2 separate regions of the Homo sapiens genome follow, and region 1 is linked to region 2. Evidence: chromatin loops called from intact Hi-C (ENCODE). Cell type or tissue: Caco-2. All regions are shown on one strand. Each heading gives the region's core, and the rest is flanking DNA. Links, peaks and the distances in the headings are about the cores only. Region 1 has its middle 28 kb from the start of GLS. Region 2 overlaps GLS (glutaminase).

Evidence for each region. A loop is a pair of places that touch in the nucleus more often than their neighbours do. Peaks named below come from ENCODE experiments on the same cell type or tissue, not always from the same donor. Only the 100,000 strongest peaks of a DNase experiment are listed, where the experiment ranks them.
Region 1: it touches region 2 in a loop (4-fold over the local background); 19 of 110 quality-filtered maps call a loop at or near these places.

The regions. Positions count from the first base shown.
Region 1 is chr2:190,848,482-190,856,822 of GRCh38, forward strand. No RefSeq gene overlaps it. Among named protein-coding and RNA genes, the nearest start is that of GLS, 28 kb to the right of the region's middle. RefSeq lists a silencer at 5,580-5,749. In Caco-2, for the core only: a CTCF peak has its summit at 2,220 (motif pointing right); DNase peaks (open chromatin) are centred at 2,260, 5,020 and 7,520.
Region 2 is chr2:190,943,274-190,951,614 of GRCh38, forward strand. All of the region lies in intron 14 of GLS (glutaminase), which reads left to right. Among named protein-coding and RNA genes, the nearest start is that of GLS, 67 kb to the left of the region's middle. In Caco-2, for the core only: no CTCF peak of the experiment used is centred there; DNase peaks (open chromatin) are centred at 4,028 and 4,608.

The sequences.
Region 1 (8,341 bases), core at 325-8,324, 95 kb before region 2:
GATTTCTCTGCTTCCCTGATAAACCTTCTTCAATCCCTACATTAGTTTGTATAATGATCAGACCCAAAGCCTAACCATTACCCAAGTGATTTGAATATGAAGCATGACTATAAACCAATGTGAGTAATTTTCAAAGTGAACAGGATTTGAAGATAGTTCAAAGAAAGGAACTCCAAAAGCCTTTTGAACCATGGCAGTAGCATTGAAACAAGCACATAACTTTTTCTGCTGAATCCTTTGAATATATATGCTGTAGTATTCACTTACACAACCATGCACACTTTTTATCATCTCCTTCATTCTTGGTATTAATATGCTATACTGTGTCTTCTCTGAAATAAAACTTTCTCACTTTAATATTCATAATTCTCATGACAAAAGTAAGTACATTTTAACTTTCAGCAGCAACTTTTTCTTCATTACGTTCTCACATTTAAATATGAAAAATATGGAAGTTAACGTCTAAAAGTTTTTTTTTAATTAGAGGAAGTTCTGGTTATATATATATATATATATATATATATATATATATATATATATATTTTTTTTTTTTTTTTTTTTTTTTTTTTGAGACGGAGTTTCGCTCTGTCGCCCAGGCTGGAGTGCAGTGGCGCGATCTCGACTCACTGCAAGCTCCGCCTCCCGGGTTCACGCCATTCTCCTGCCTCAGCCTCCTGTGTAGCTGGGACTACAGGCACGCGCCACCATGCCCGGCTAATTTTTGTATTTTTAGTAGAGACGGGGTTTCACCGTGTTAGCCAGGATGGTCTCGATCTCCTGACCTCGTGATCCGCCCGTCTCGGCCTCCCAAAGTGCTGGGATTACAGGTGTGAGCCACCGCGCCCGGCCTGGTATTATATTTAAAAAAGAAAAAACTCCTGGGCCCATTAATTCATGGCTTTAAGTTACTTGTTTGGAAACTTAGAGGCTTTTCTGCTGCCTCAGTGTTCCAATTTTTTAAAAATGCAAACGAAGTCCATATGAAGGCATTCTTAACTCCCATGTGAAAGGTGGTGCTTTATAATAATCCCCTTCTGATGGGCTCCTGTAATTTTCCGCCACAAATTACTATTCAAGTTACTTTCAAGCAGACACATCTTTCATATGCTCTAAATACAGGATAGACCTTGGCGTGAGAGTGGAAGACAGTCCAAATCATGCTGTAATCTACCATTTTCTGCTTCAAACATGTTTATATGGGAACATCAGTTTAAAAGAAATCAACCTTAAAGGAGAGAATGAGGAAGTCCCAAAAGAACCACACCCAGTATGGGCCAAGGGTGTGCATAGAAGACAAGAGAGTCCTACCTGCCTGTCTTGATGACCAAGGGTAGTAGGTTGAGCTTACTGCATATATTAATATATCTGTAGGAATTTTCCCCCTAACACATATTGAGGACAGTGAGTCTTATAACCCCACGAGCCAGGTAGGATTATTATCCTCATATTTTACAGATGAGAAAAGTGTATTTCAGGTCTCCTTTAGCACCAGTTGGGGAACTGGCCAACTGCCTGAGTGAGTCACAGTCCAGATGCTCAGTCCTGCAGCCACAGAGCCCAAGACAATGATCCAATGTTTTTTGGCACCCCTAGCTTTAACTGTGCCCAGAAAGCATCCTGAATATATGATAATATATGCTTTTCAAAAACTACATATTGGGGCCAGGTGCGGTGGCTCATACCTGTAATCCCAGAGCTTTGGGAGGCTGAGGCGGGCAGATCACGAAATCAGGAGATCGAGACCATCCTGGCCAACCTGGTGAAACCCCATCTCTACTAAAAATACAAAAATTATCTGGGCGTGGTGGCGCGTGCCTGTAATCCCAGCTACTTGAGAGGCTGAGGCAGGAGAATATCTTGTACCAGGGAGTTGGAGGTTGTAGTGAGCGGAGATCGCACCACTACACTCTAGCCTGGCGACAGAGCGAGACTCTGTCTCAAAACAAACAAACAAAACAAAAACAAACAAACAAACAAAAACCTCCATATTGTACTTATTATCATACAATATCTGTATTAGTGAATATTTCTTTTTGGTATTTGACTCATGAACTATCATTTGAGAGCTTATTTTCACTTTGCCTTTTGTGCCAATCTAAGAAAGCATTGGCACGGATGTTGGAAGTGGGCAACTCGCCCACCCAGCAGGACTATGCCCCTTCACAAATTAGCCAAACACCAAAATTCGTTGTCACATCTCTTAAAATTAAAGCTAGAATTGAGGAAAGCCACCACCAGGGGGCAATAAATATCACATGGTCAGACCAGAAATAAATGAGTGGCCAGCAGCCATATTTGGTTTGATTCAAATGGTTTGTTGGCTTGCTTTATTTATTTATTTATTTATTTATTTATTTATTTATATTTTTTAAGACGGAGTCTCGCTCTGTTGCCCAGGCTGGAGTGCAGTGGTGCGATTTCGGCTCACTGCAAGCTGTGCCTCCCGGGTTCACGCCGTTCTTCTGCCTCAGCCTCTCGAGTAGCTGGGACTACAGGCGCCTGCCACCACGCCCGGCTAATTTTTTTGTATTTTGTTTAGTAGAGGCGGGGTTTCACCGTGTTAGCCAGGATGGTCTTGCTCATTTTAAATTTAAGCCAACAGCTAATAATCAGGAGTGCCCACATAACAATATGGATTTTCAGTCTTTCTTGAAAAATCAGAAGATCTAGCAATTACTAGCTCTTCATTCCCTCAAGATAACCATTAGCTATAGCTGAACCCAGCTGCCCCACTTAAATAGCCAGGCACTTTCCAGCACTCAATGTACATCTATGCTCGTGTGCTTACATCCAGCCTCCTTCAGTTTACCTACCTGGCCTCTGTGGCATTTTGAGTGGATGAACCTCTTATCCAATCAGGCTATGGCAAGAAGTATGGTTACAAGGTAGATTATATTGCATTAACCTTCTAGACTTCTTTAAAAATGTTAACTTGGTTATTTAAAAATGGGGCCAGGTGTGGTGACTCATGCCTTTAATCCCAGCACTTGGGGAGGCTGAGGCAGGCAGATCACGAGGTCAAGAGATGGAGACCATCCTGGCCAACATGGTGAAACCCCATCTCTACTAAAAATACAAAAATTAGCTGGGTGGGGTGGCATGCACCTGCAGTCCCAGCTACTTGGGAGGTTGAGGCAGGAGAATCGCTTGAACTGAGGAGGCAGAGGTTGCAGTGAGCCGAGATCCTGCCACTACATTCCAGCCTGACAACAGAGCAAGACTCCGTCACAAAAACAAAACAAAACAAAAGGACATTGCACCATCAAGTAATACAAACATTAAACATTAAGATGAGATTAAGGTATTTTAAAATGATCGAACTTTTGATACTGATATATATTTTCACTAATGCTTAATTACTTTAAATCAACTTATTCTATCTCTGTTCTTATCCTCTGACTGAAACAGAAATTTCTGTATTCATCCTGGATCCACATTCTGGAGGCGTCAGGACCCTCCTAAAGATGCTGTATATTTTGTTAACTCAAACCAGTTAGGTATCTGGTCATTGCTTTAGTTGCAGGTAAAAGCAAGAATGGCACAGTTGCCATAACAAATTTACTTAGATGCTGTTTCTCAACTTCTTACCTATTTCATTCTCTCTCGAGCGTGAACCTTAGAAACATTGCTTTTTGAATACAATCTCTATCAGCTCAACCATAATGAAACTTAAAATTTGGGTGTTATAATGTGAGAGAGAATGGTTCAGGATTATAAAAATAGAATAATCAGTCTTTCAGATTCAGAATATTTCTTAGTTAAAATGTCAACTAATATAGACCCAATATAACTTTTCTTACATTGTATTTACTATGTAATCATAAATCTATGGATTTCAAAATAAAACCATAGCAAAACATATTTTGTTGCATTGCTGGGAAGCACTAAGCACAGATAATCTATCAGAACAATAGTATAGAAATTACTTTTTTTCAAGGTTTTGATATCAAATTTGCCCCTAATCAAATGACATAAAGTTGGATGGCTTAACCAGTGAGATAGTCACACATAGTTCTAAAATGTACTCATTCATTTACATAGTTCTTCTACATGCCGGCTACTGACTAGATGCTGGGAAGACCACTGTGAAATGCCATGGTTCCTGCTAACAAGTGCCTGTCAGTCCCCTCTGGCTCTAAGGAGGTCTCTCTCTAAGAAAGCAGGATGGGGTGAAGGTGAGAGTGTAGAAAGTGAGTAAAAGAGGGCAGGACAAGAACGCTAGCTAGCGAGTCCAGAGTTTAGCAAATATATGGATTAGTAGAAATCGCAGGTCCACCTTAGAGGTGAGAAGATTTCGACTATGAGATGCCAGTGGGGCTGCCACAGGCAGGTTTTTAGTGAGAGCATTACACAGACACCTACTGGAGCAGCCAAGGTACCGAAGCCCAGACCCAACTTCGCTCGTCAAACCTCATGCCCTGGAGCAGGAGGGAGGCTTAATCTGCCTCTACAAATGACCACCTTCTTCCAATTAGCAAAAAAACACTGCATAGGATATCTGTGTCCCTGGATCCAAAAGTACATTATTTTTGACAATTCTTAAATATGTTTACAGAAAAAATTGTCCCTATTACATTTTGAGGCATGAATTTTTAGGCAACATGGACATGAGACTGTCTTTTATTTAGACATTTTTGAAAGTCAATGGAAAATGTATTTTCTCAAGGCCTAGAACCAAGATTTCTGAGACATCTATATTTTGCATAATGTGACACATCCATTTTATTTATTTATTTATTTATTTATTTATTTATTTATTTGAGATGGAGTCTTGCTCTATCGCCCAGGCTGGAGTGCAATGGCGCGATCTTGGCTTACTGCAACCTCTGCCTCCCAGGTTCAAGCAGTTCTCTTGCCTCAGCCTCCCAAGTAGCTGGACTACAGGTGCGTGCCACCATGCCTGGATAATTTTTTGTATTTTTAGTGAGATGGGATTTCACTGTGTTAGCTAGGATGGTCTCGATCTCCTGACCTTGTGATCTGCCTGCTGCGGCCTCCCAAAGTGCTGGGATTATAGGTGTGAGCCACCGTGCCCAGCCGACTATTATCATATTATGCAAGAAAAACATCAAGTTTCAGTGTGATCCATAATCATTTATTATTTGAACAAGATTATTCTCATGTACTTGTTTCAAGTCTTAAAATTTATGGCTCTACATAAAATAGAAGAAAGCTGCCTAATCTTTTCTAATACAGAGTGCTGATGTGGAGTTTAAAGTCCACTTCATCTTTACCCAGGTTAAATTTCCTGTAAAACACCTGGAAGAATCCCTCATGCTAAAAGAAAGCAACTTATTCCTGCAGATCATATGGGGCAGAGAAAAAAAATGAAATAAAGCAGTTTATGTACTCATGTTCATAAAAACTGTACTGTGAACCTAAAACACAAAACAAACCATTGTACGGGTGTGTCTTTCATTGAACCTAGAGTCTGACAGCTTTCCAGCAAGGCAATCTAAGATACAGTATTTTTGTGATTCCTTAACTGTCAAAATTTGAGTATTCATTGTGCAAAGCATTGTGGAATTAAGCAGATAAAAGAAAAGATACAGTTTCTGCCTTCATAAGGATAAGGTTACTTTGGTATTGAAATCTTTCTTTTCAGAAAGCTTACAGCAGAGACAAAATGGGTAGAATATGAGCAAATTTGTGTAGCTGCTTTCTCTGTTTTCGTCTGTTTTTGGCACCCAGTAGCCTCTCCTGGTCTCTCAGAGTCCCTCATGACTCACTTCCAAAAGTCCTCCTCCTTTCACTTCCTTCTTTTATTATGCTTATATCAAAATTACTTGCTTAAATCTATTTTCTTAAAGACCTGTTGCCAAAGTGATAGCTAGCTATTCTGGTAAACTAATCCATGCTAAGGTACATTCTACTTTTATCCCTTCAAGTAACATATTACACTTTAACTGTCTTTTTAGAGACAATGTCTTAATGCATAGAAGTCTAATGGTGGGGATTTCTGCATACATGATGGGCCTTTCAGTGTTCCCCAAATACATCATCTGAAGGGCTGCCAACATTATCTCCCTGTCCTGAGGGTGGGGAAGAAAATAAATGGGCTAAATCTTCATTGCTTGGAGGAGTTCCTAATATCATGCTTGCCAAAACCCAGGAGAGGTAGGTAGGTCCGTCCACACCTTTGCAGGGTCCTTTGCTTCAACAAGCCCAGCCCGGTTTTCCACAACTCCTAACAGGGAAAAAAACGTTTCTCAAAAAAGATGTGCAAGTGACATATGGAGCAGGACAATTCTTTGTTTCTCATAATGGTATTATACATGGCAGGACATTTTAGCATCCCTGGTTGCAACCCACTAAATTCCAATAGCATCTCCCTTCCCTCATTGCTGTCTGTCTGGTCACTGTGACAACCAACATGACTCCCGCACATTTCCAAATATGTGGAACAACCCTGGTGAGAACTATTGGACATTCCTTTTAGAGCCAGTTAGAACCTTTTCTCTGCAGGAAGCACCATATGTTCCATCAGCCTCACTTGAAAGAGGTTGAGTGGCCTTGGATCTCCACTGACCAGGTTCAGGAATACAGTGCATGTGTGGAAAAAGGCAGACATAAACTCTCCCCTTTAACATCCATAAACCAATTCTAGCCTACAATCTTACCATGATTCAGAAGTGCAGACTAAAAGAATGGGGCTTTTTTTCTGAAAGTAAAGGCTTTCTTCAGATGGCAGCTGACTGAAAACGTTTGGTGGTTTGACATTGATCTTCCTAATATTGTGACAGCATCCCTTAAAGAAGCTATTCCCTTTGAGGATAGCACGACTTCAGATTTTCATCTAACTAAAGTTAGAGTCACATTATATCGCATGATCAAAGATCATTTTAAAAGAATCACACATAAGGAAAAATTGGAATGGTACCACTACCAGCTATTTATTGAGTGCCTATTATGAGCGAGGCACTGACTAGGAGGTAGGGTTAGAGATTTCCATAAGATAACCTTCTGCCCTCTAGTGAGAGAGATGGCCATGTAAACATTCCATCCAAACATTCATTATTAAGTAGCCTATAATAGAGAAAGTAACAAGGCAGCCACCAGTAGAACTTGAGGAGGAAGGAACAATTACCTGAATTTGGAGATCATGTGAATCCAATGGTGATAGGAACGTGATAGAATTTATATGTTGCCTTCTCTGGATTCCCAGATGCAGACAAATTATACAAGGTGAGCAAAACAATCCCTTCTAGATGTCAAACAATCCTGTCTCCTCTCATGCCATGGTAACACACTAAAATATTTATTTTTTAAAAAAATTTTTCTTGCTTGACACAAATTTTAGTGAGTCCATTTGCATTAATCTCATTAATTTTTCATGAACCTGAGATTAAACGTGTTTAAGATACTGGTGAGAAGAAAAACTACATGTCATTATAACAGAATGTATTGCTAGTTTATAATGAGTAAATCACAGTTTCAGGGGCCATAAAGAGTTTCATCCAGGGAGTAAAGTCCTTTTGTTTTCCTTTAGATAAGATATTTGTGGGGCCGGGCGCGGTGGCTCATGCCTGTAATCCCAGCACTTTGGGAAGCCGAGGCGGGTGGATCACAAGGTCAGGAGATTGAGACCATCCTGGCTAACACTGTGAAACCCCGTCTCTACTAAAAAAATACAAAAAAAAATTAGCCGGGCGTGGTGGCAGGTGCCTGTAATCCCAGCTACTCGGGAGGCTGAGGCAGGAGAATGGCGTGAACCTAAGAGGCAGAGCTTGCAGTGAGCTGAGAGCGTGCCACTGCACTCCAGCCTGGGCAACAGAGCGAGACTCCGTCTCAAAAAAACAAAAAAAAGATATTTGTGTAGAAGAATGAATGTCAACAGTGCTAGTCTATTAAATAATGCTCAAAGAACATGATTAACAGGAAAATAATATGGAGAAAACTTTTAAAGCAATGTATTTAAAAAGTAAAATGTACAGTATCTGTGGAAGCTTTGAGTAAATAAAGGTAAGGTCATGGCTTTTGAGAGTATCAGTATGTTTTAGCAATATCAAAGGTTTATTCCCAAAGTAAGAATTAAGATCAGCTTTCATTTTAAATATTGAATATTTGGTACATAATGATGCTGACTAGGTATGCTGTAGGTGGTTAAATTTTTAGTTATGTTGGTAAGAAAGTCAATTATATTTCTTCCCAATGACCTATGAGTTGGTCAGATGTCAATTCAGGAAAATAAACTTACTCTACTGGGAGTTCCAGGAATGCAGGAGCCATATAGAAATGGCTCTCTCTAGCCCCCATTTCTGAGCACAATGTGTAGCATGTAGGAGGTCCTTGAAAGGGTAGGTAAGTTGGAAAGTATTCACTCCTTTCTGCTAATGCAACA
Region 2 (8,341 bases), core at 146-8,145:
GTTGGAGCTATAATTTTGTGAGTGGTCAGTATGAAGAGTAGTATTTGAAGCTGGGGTGGTGTGTGAGATTGCTTAAGGTGATAGTATAAAGTGATAAGGAAAGTGTATCAAAGACAGAACCCTAAGAAACCATCATTTTAAAGGTAAGATAGAGTAGGAGAGGCTTCCACTAGGGAAAGGTGGCCAGAGAAGAGAAAATCCAGCATAGTGCAATATCAGCAGTCAAGGAAAGAGTATTTTAAGGAGTTTGGAGCATTGAACTGTATGAAAGCATAGATAATTTAGTAAGATGAGGGTTTTATATTTACATGATGTCCTTTCTAAATTTTTTTTAGATAGAACAATTGCTTTATTTTTTAGTGTCTTAAAATATGCTTTTCTCCAGCAATTTTCTGTATTATATGTTGGAGGAGCCTGCTATGTAATTTGAATAATAAAGTGGCTATGAAAGTGCTTTGAAAAGTTACAGCATTAGAGAAACATACTGTTATTACACCTCTTCTGTGAGTATGCTCCATAAAGCACACATGTTGAACGTTTCACAATAGAAATGTGAAATAAACATTGAAGAATATAGGGAGTTAAGTAAGGCTCTGGAGACCAGTGAAAATGAGGGATTTCTTTTCTAACATTAAAGCAATTAGTAAAGATTGTGTTAGTATTGTGGGTTGGAATAACTATAGAAAACTCAAGTCCATGTGCCTGGCTTTGTTATAGTAGCAGGATTTGAGGCATGCTAAGAGAAATAGGACCTTAAACTCTGAATTGAAACCATAATTCTTCCTGTATGAATGCTAAAACCGTGTTGTTTCACAGCAGGAAGAGAACCTCATCTATTTTCAGGGACCTTGTTTGTATTTATTTATTTTTAATTTACACAAAATGGTGTCTTTGTAAGAATAGTTTGATTCCAATGGCCTGGATTTTTTTTTTTTGTTTAATATGTGTATTTGGTGATGAATGTCTTCTCTTCCTGTCTTAAATTCGCTTTTAAGTTCTTTGACTTTTGGGTTTTATGTACTTGTTTTTTAAATATAGCACTTTATCATTCCAGAAATGTGGAACCTTGTCCTCTATCCTAACACACTAATGTAATATTCACTAATGTTCATGAACTTTTACAAAAACTTGTTTGTATAATAGTGGGAGAAGACCAGAAAGATAGTGAATGAGAAACTTTGATAGTTGTCTGTGCAATACAGATATGCTTAAGGTCTGCAGTTTTGTTCTTTGGAGGAGTAGCTGTCTTTGTCTTTGCTCATTGCTATTTTTCTTCTCTTCTGCTTTCTGGCTTATTGATTAGGAGTGCTGTTTTTCAGACCACACAAAGATATATTGTTAGCTACTTTTATAATTGGATATATAAAGAGGGATGCTTATGACCTCATTGGTATCTTTTTAGACCATTCATTGGTGTTTACTGGAATAATATGCCACTGAGAAAAGAAGTTATTTATTTGCTGCCAGTAGCGTAACAGTCATATTTGCTTTTATTCACATTCACCCAACTCACATTTCATTTTTAAAGTTTTAAATGCAAAGAATAAAGGTAATAACTTTTTCTATTTGTCATTTGTGATATTATCAAATTGAATTATTTCTTTTGTTCTTTTATTTTCCCTTCATTTAAAAAACACCTTTGGGTAGCACCTCAATATAAAATTAATATCTCTGATTTTTCTATAAATTGTTTCTTTGTTGCTATTTTCTGATTTCCTATCACAACATATTTCTGTCTTGGTATTGTATTATTGAGGAAGTCCCAGGTTTTGTTAGGAAATTGCTTGACCCAGTAGATAGTAGTTGCAAGCACTGGCCCTGGCATCTTCCAGACTGGGTTTGAGCCCTTGTTCTTCCACTTACCAGCTCTGATACCTTGCTGAAGTTGTTTAAATGTTTCCTGTCCTTTAATAACAGAAATAACATTTGGAGCACTTAGCTGAGTCGAGAGAGTAGGTGCTTCATATTAACTATTTTGTTGTAAGTAATATATAATCTTTAATTTTTTGTCTTCATAGGTTGTCAGATTTTTTGACATGATTATGACTTTTTAGTTTACAAATGAGTGAAATTATTTCAGATTAAACTGGTCATTGAAAAATTTTGAGGCTAGGCATGGTGGCTCACACATGTAATCCCAGCACTTTGGGAGGGTGTCAGGAGGATTGCTTGAGCCCAGTAGTTTGAGACCAGCCTGGGCAACATAGTGAGACCCCGTCTCTACAAAAAAATAACAAAGAAATCATCCAGGTTTGGTGGCACATGCTTGTGGTCCCAGCTGTTCAGGAGGCTGAGTTGGGAGGATCAGTTGAGCTTGGGAGGTCAAGGCTGCAGTGAGCCATGATTGCAGCACGGCACTCCAGTCTAGGCAACAGAGCGAGAGCCTGTCTCAAAAAAAAAAAAGAAAAAAAAATTGAAAATTGTATGCTTTTAAGGGAGTTTATTACTTAGCAAAGTCAAGAACAGAATGCAGTTCTTGGAGGTACCATTTTGAGGTTGTATTTTTAAAGTGAAATTTCTGTAAAACAGAGCTTCTTTCCTTTATAGTAAAATTTGCTATTTGATTTATTCCTCTCTATTGAAATTACTATATGAGAACCTCCTGCATTTGTGTAAGTTTGGAAATATGGGCATGAATTTATTGAATTGCTATTCCTATAAAAGATTTTTTCCCCAACCCTCCGAATCATATCAGTTTGGATTAGTTTTGTCTATATATAGTATATTAATAACTGTGTCTCAGTAAATCTTTGGAAAGCTTAGGAATATGTGGCCTCATACTCAGACTGTCTAATTACAAAAGTAGTATAATTTTTTTTTACACATCCTTAAAAATATTAAATAAGCTCAGTAGTAAAGGAAAGAGGAAATATCTTCAATCACATACACAATACACAGGTTTACTTTTACCCTTGGGCAAGGTGATTAATTTACATATGATGGCAACTTAAAATTTTTCTTTAGCCACAGTATAATAGGTAGTATGCCTCAATTTGACCTTAAGAAAATATAAAAGCAGGCTGAAAGCTTATTTTCATTTAAAGACTATAATCTGCCAAGTTGGAGTGAAGCCTTTAAAACAAAATTGGATCTGGAGTCATGATGGTTTATTTAACAGTTGAAGAAAAGTATCTATTCCATGACAACAGATACTGTACTGAGCTGGAAATGAGAGCAGCTTATCTCAAACTAGAGGTGGTAGAAACAGAAGGATGTTTTTTCAGTTACCTGCTTTTTTTTTTCATTATAGCAGTTCCAAACAGGCTGAATTCATGTTTATATGAAGACAGAAACTAAAGATGAAAAACAGAGGAAATTTTGGTTTGGCAGTTGGTAATGGAGTTAGAAATTAAATAGTTGAAGTAAAGTGTAAAACCAGTGAACCAATTTTTCCTCCGTCTCTCCCTCCCTCCATCTTCTCCCTTTCTTCCTTTTCTCCCCTCCCGCTTTGGTCCCATCTAGGCTTCCTTCCAATATTGAGTAAAGAACTTTTATGGATTAGAGCTAAATTGATATTTAATCCGTTGGTTTCCTTCTGTGCTTTGGATAACAATCTGAGATCTATTAAGGACTCACATCATCATGGTCTAGTTGTACAGAATTGGGAATCCAGATACCTGAGTTCTACTCAAGCTCCATCACTAATTCATATGCTGTGTGACCTTGAGCCAGGGTCCTTAATCTCAGTGGTAGTAATAAATAAAATATATCTATCAACATATTTTATAACCAGCCTGTCAGGGATTTTTAAAAACAACTATAACTGTTTAAAATGTTGAATGTTTTAGGGTCATCCACTATATAAATACAGAGTAATGTGAGTATATAATTCTAATAATTGCTACTTACTCATAAGTACAGAATTATTAGGGCATTTACAGAAGTCACACAACTCAACCTTTAAACAAGCTCAAACTGAGTAGGATAATGATAGGATTAAAGACTTAGGAATGCCATGTTTTAGATGTGTAAAACTGATACACTCCCCACCTGCTTCTAGCTGTTTTGGAAAAAAGTGAGATTTGCTATGCCAAGCATGCCAGTGTTAAGTGAACTCATGTGAACTGTAACATTTTTTGTCCCACTGTTGTCATGACTTTGTACAAATAAACTAAGATAAGATTGTCTGGTTCGGGCAGATTCTGATAAAGAGACTTGATAAGAAAAATGCAGTAGTGCTGGAAAATCTACAAGATGAAGGGGAAACTGTTAACAGTTAATTTATAAATTTTAATGGCTCTCTGCCCAGGTGCAGTGTCTCTTTGCCATGGGGAGGTATACATTAAACATCAGAGCCCTTAATTTAATAGCTATTATTGCGGCTGTGTATAGTCTGTTTCTTTATAGTAAGGAATTATTTATCAAAACATAGCTTCCATGCCTCTGGCATTTACTGTTAACCCATTATTTTCTGGACTTTGGCCTCCTTGACAGGTATTTTAAAATCAATGTAACTCAAGTATCCAGTGGGGAAATAGGGGAATGAGCTTTGATCAATGGTTAGCACACCTACATCCTTTGCAAGTATTGGTGTGGAGGTGGATGACTGATCTTCTAGAGTGCCCCTCTCCTTCAGTTTGTTTGCTATGATAGGCATTCCAGAGGGTGTGTCAGCTTAGTTGGAAATACTCGTGGCGCTCTTTAACAGACCAGGAAGCAGACTGTCCCTAAATGAAATACTCCATCTGTTGTCTCAAAAGTGTTAAACTAGTTTCATTTTCTTTTGTGGCATTCTACCCACAGCTCATTTCATAATTTATGTAAACTTAAAAGTATAGGGGGCTGTTGATGCTAGAAAGAAGAGGAATTTGTGGTTTTGCTTTTAAATAGTGCCTGTGCATGGGCTGCCTCCTAGTGCTTTTCTGTTTTGGAGAGAATTACACTCACTTTGTGTTCAAGCACCTATCTTCTGGTTTGGACTAAATCCAGCTCCATAGCTAGCCTTTTGTTTTCATGGGAAGAATACCAAACTTCCATGTTAGTCTTTAATAATTTTGTTAAGGCGAGCTAGTGTTTTTCCCTTCTGATTAGTTACAAAGCCTTTGTACATTAAAGTTTCCTGATTTTTTTTTCTCATGCTTTTGAATAACAATATACTCTGAATAAACCAAGTATATTCTAAAATCTTCTATTTTGGGCCTTATTAATAAGAAATGGACTTTTAGAACGTTTGAAATGTTGAATAATGAAGTGACTAAGTGCTACACACATACTATAATAAAATCTCTTCAAACGAGCATGGTCTAAATTCAAAATTTTAAAGGGGAATGTGTAGTTCTTATATCCAGTCACTGAAACAGATGAGGCTTTATTGCTTAGAAGTACCAACATAGTTTTAAAAATAATAACTGGGTAATTAATATATTAATGGTATATACAGGGGAATTTGGATTTTTCTTAGTGGTGGGGGAAGTAAGACACACAAATGCTCCATGTGGTCATGTGTTATAGTGCCATAGTGCAGCAAAGGTAGACGGAGATTACTTTTGATTTAAGAGATTGGAGCAGAGTTCACAGGAATGGGTAAGAATAACATATCAGTGAGAAATGGGTGGGGAAAAATGATTTCAGGAGAATAGTATGCACTGTGGGAGGAAGCAGGAGGTAGATCCAGGGTTGTGGTGGGAGTGGAGGTATCTAATTGACTCTGTCCCTAGCACATGCTGTCACAGGGCACTGTGTGGGCAGCTGGCAATAAGCTACATAGATAATGAATGCTGGGCTGGGATGGCCTGGGGAAGACTGACAGCAAGGAAGGGACTTTCGGGCTAGTCTTTGAGGGAAGGGAAGGATTTGATTAGGAATCTGGGTGTTCTTAAGAGCATAGACACCAAGACAAAAACAAGGGCAGTAAGACCAATTTTGCTCTATTGAGGTTGAGAAGAAAAATTAAGTTAGCTGGACTGAAGAACCTTGAATACAAGGCTGAAGAACTTAAATGTTATCAGGAATGATTTTGGGTTTCTTGATACTCCGCTGCTTAGAAACCTGTAGTGATTAGAGCAATGTTTTGAGAATATGATTAGAAGTATGTGGAGAGGTTTTGGAGGGTGGAAGAAGGACCAGAAGCAGAGGCATCAGTTAATGATTGAATAAATCTTGTAATGATATTCAAAGATGTAAAAGTTAAGGTAGATGGGCTGGGCACAGGGGCTCACACCTGTAATCCCTACACTTTGGGAGGCTGAGGCAGGCAGATCGCTTGAGGTCGGGAGTTTGGGACCAGCCTGGCCAACCTAGTGAAACCCCGTCTCTACCAAAAACTACAAAAATTAGATTAGTGGTGGCACATGCCTGTAATCCCAGCTACTCCAGAGGCTGAGGTGGGAGAATCACTTGAACCCGAGAGGCGAAGGTTGTATGAGCCGAGATCTTGCCACTGCACTCCAGCCTGGGTGACAGAGCGAGACCTTGTCTCAAAAAAAATAAAATGCAGGGTTGGGGGCCGATAGAGGAATTAATTTTGCAATTTAATACCCAAAATTGAATATTTGATGCCTTGAGGGAGAATATTCACTTAGTCAATAGATATTTAATGAGCACCTATTATGTGTGATAGACACTGAGTTTACGGTGGGGAACAGAAAGACAAGTGGTCTCTGCCCACATGGAGCCTATATTTAATGAGAGAGACAAAAAACAAGTATATATAAAAATATATATACTTTATATATAGTTATATATAACAAATATAGTTAAAAAGGATATAGTTAACAATACAATATATATATATATATGAAGGGGAAAAGCAAGGTAAGGGATAAGGAGTGATGAAAAGAGGGGAGTGTTTTAGAGTCTTGAGAGAACATTTGAATGGAGACCTACCCAAAGGGAGGGGGAGAGGGAGCCTCCTGACAGCCTGGGGAAAGAGCATCTCTAGCAGCCAGTTGTAGGCCTTGAGTGCCTGAGACCAGCCAGATGTTCTGAATGGAGTAGAGCTGGAAAGGGAAGAGTGGTAGGAATGATATGTGCAGTGTAACCAGGAATAGAGCCTTTAGGGTCCTGAAAGCCATGGTAAAGAGTTTGATTTTCCTTTAGATATGATGGAAAGGCACGGGAGTTCCTTGATGTTTTTAAAAGATCCCTATGGCAGCAGAGGTGATAAGGTGGTGGTTCAGATGAGGCCTAAGGCAATAGTGATAGAGGTGGTGAGAAGTGATAGGATTCCAAACATATTTTGCAGGAAAGAGGATTTATTGATGAGCTAGATGTGGGCTGTGAGAGAAAGAATAGAATCAAGGACTACCCCCCATGGTCTGTATGGTGAATTTGTCTGAATTAGAAAAAGCTAATTCTGTCTCTGGCCAGAAGCAGAAGCACTTCTCAGCACCACTGGGTAAAGAAGCTCCCTTCCTCCCAGCACATGTACCTGGGTGCTAGGACACCTTGGTGGGAAGAGCGTGGGCTGGTAACCCGTGTTGGCCCTGTGGCCAGGCATCCTTGTGAAGGACTCAACCTGCATAAGTGAATGCAGCAGCACTGGATGACTCCTGAGTTTGTGGCCTGAGCAAGTGGGTGAATTGTAGTGTCATCCCCAAACTGGGGAGACTAGAAGAGGAGCTGACTGTGAGTGGCAGAAGACAGGGCAAAGCAAATTCCATTTTGGGTATAAGTCTGAGATGCCCATTAAAAGTCCTGGAAGCAATGTCAAGTAGGCAGATGGCTATGAACTGGAGCCAGGGTGAGAAGCCGGCAGGACTGTTGCTGTTTTTGAGTTTGAAGTGACTATCAAGTGGAGCTGTAGGACTGGAGCTTAGGAGAAAGATTTAGATTAAAGATGGGGAAGTCAGTGTGCCCAGAGGAATAGATGAATTCTTTGAGGGACATTATATTGAAAAACAAGAAGATTGGACTGCCTTGGGAGTAGTATTTGGCAGTGGAAAGTGGGTAATGAATCTGCAAAGCAGCAAACAGGAGGAAGATTAGGGTGATGGAGCAGCATGGAAGGCAAGTCGTGAGAGGGTGGAGGGTGCTGGGGGGATCTGAAGGAATCAGGGCTTAGGAAGCTGCTGGAGCTTTGGAGAGCGCTGTTTAGAGGTAACAATGAGTGTGAAGGTAATTTTCAGGGAATTAAAAATATACTTTCAGGAAATAAGCGCTGAAGGGAGAACAATAGGGTCAAGTGTTGCTTTTTAAAAATAGGATGAAATTGTGTCTGTTTTAAGGTAAACTGAGAGAACCAATGAAAGAGGAAAAGTTAAAGATGCTAGAAACAAAGGGGATCAGTGAGGGAACAAGAACAGGGCATCTAGAGGATAAGTGTTTGAAGGAATAGATAAAAAGTAGTCTCAAAAATGAGGAAGCTTTTTACTTTGAGCGATGAAAACAGTTTTTATCTTTT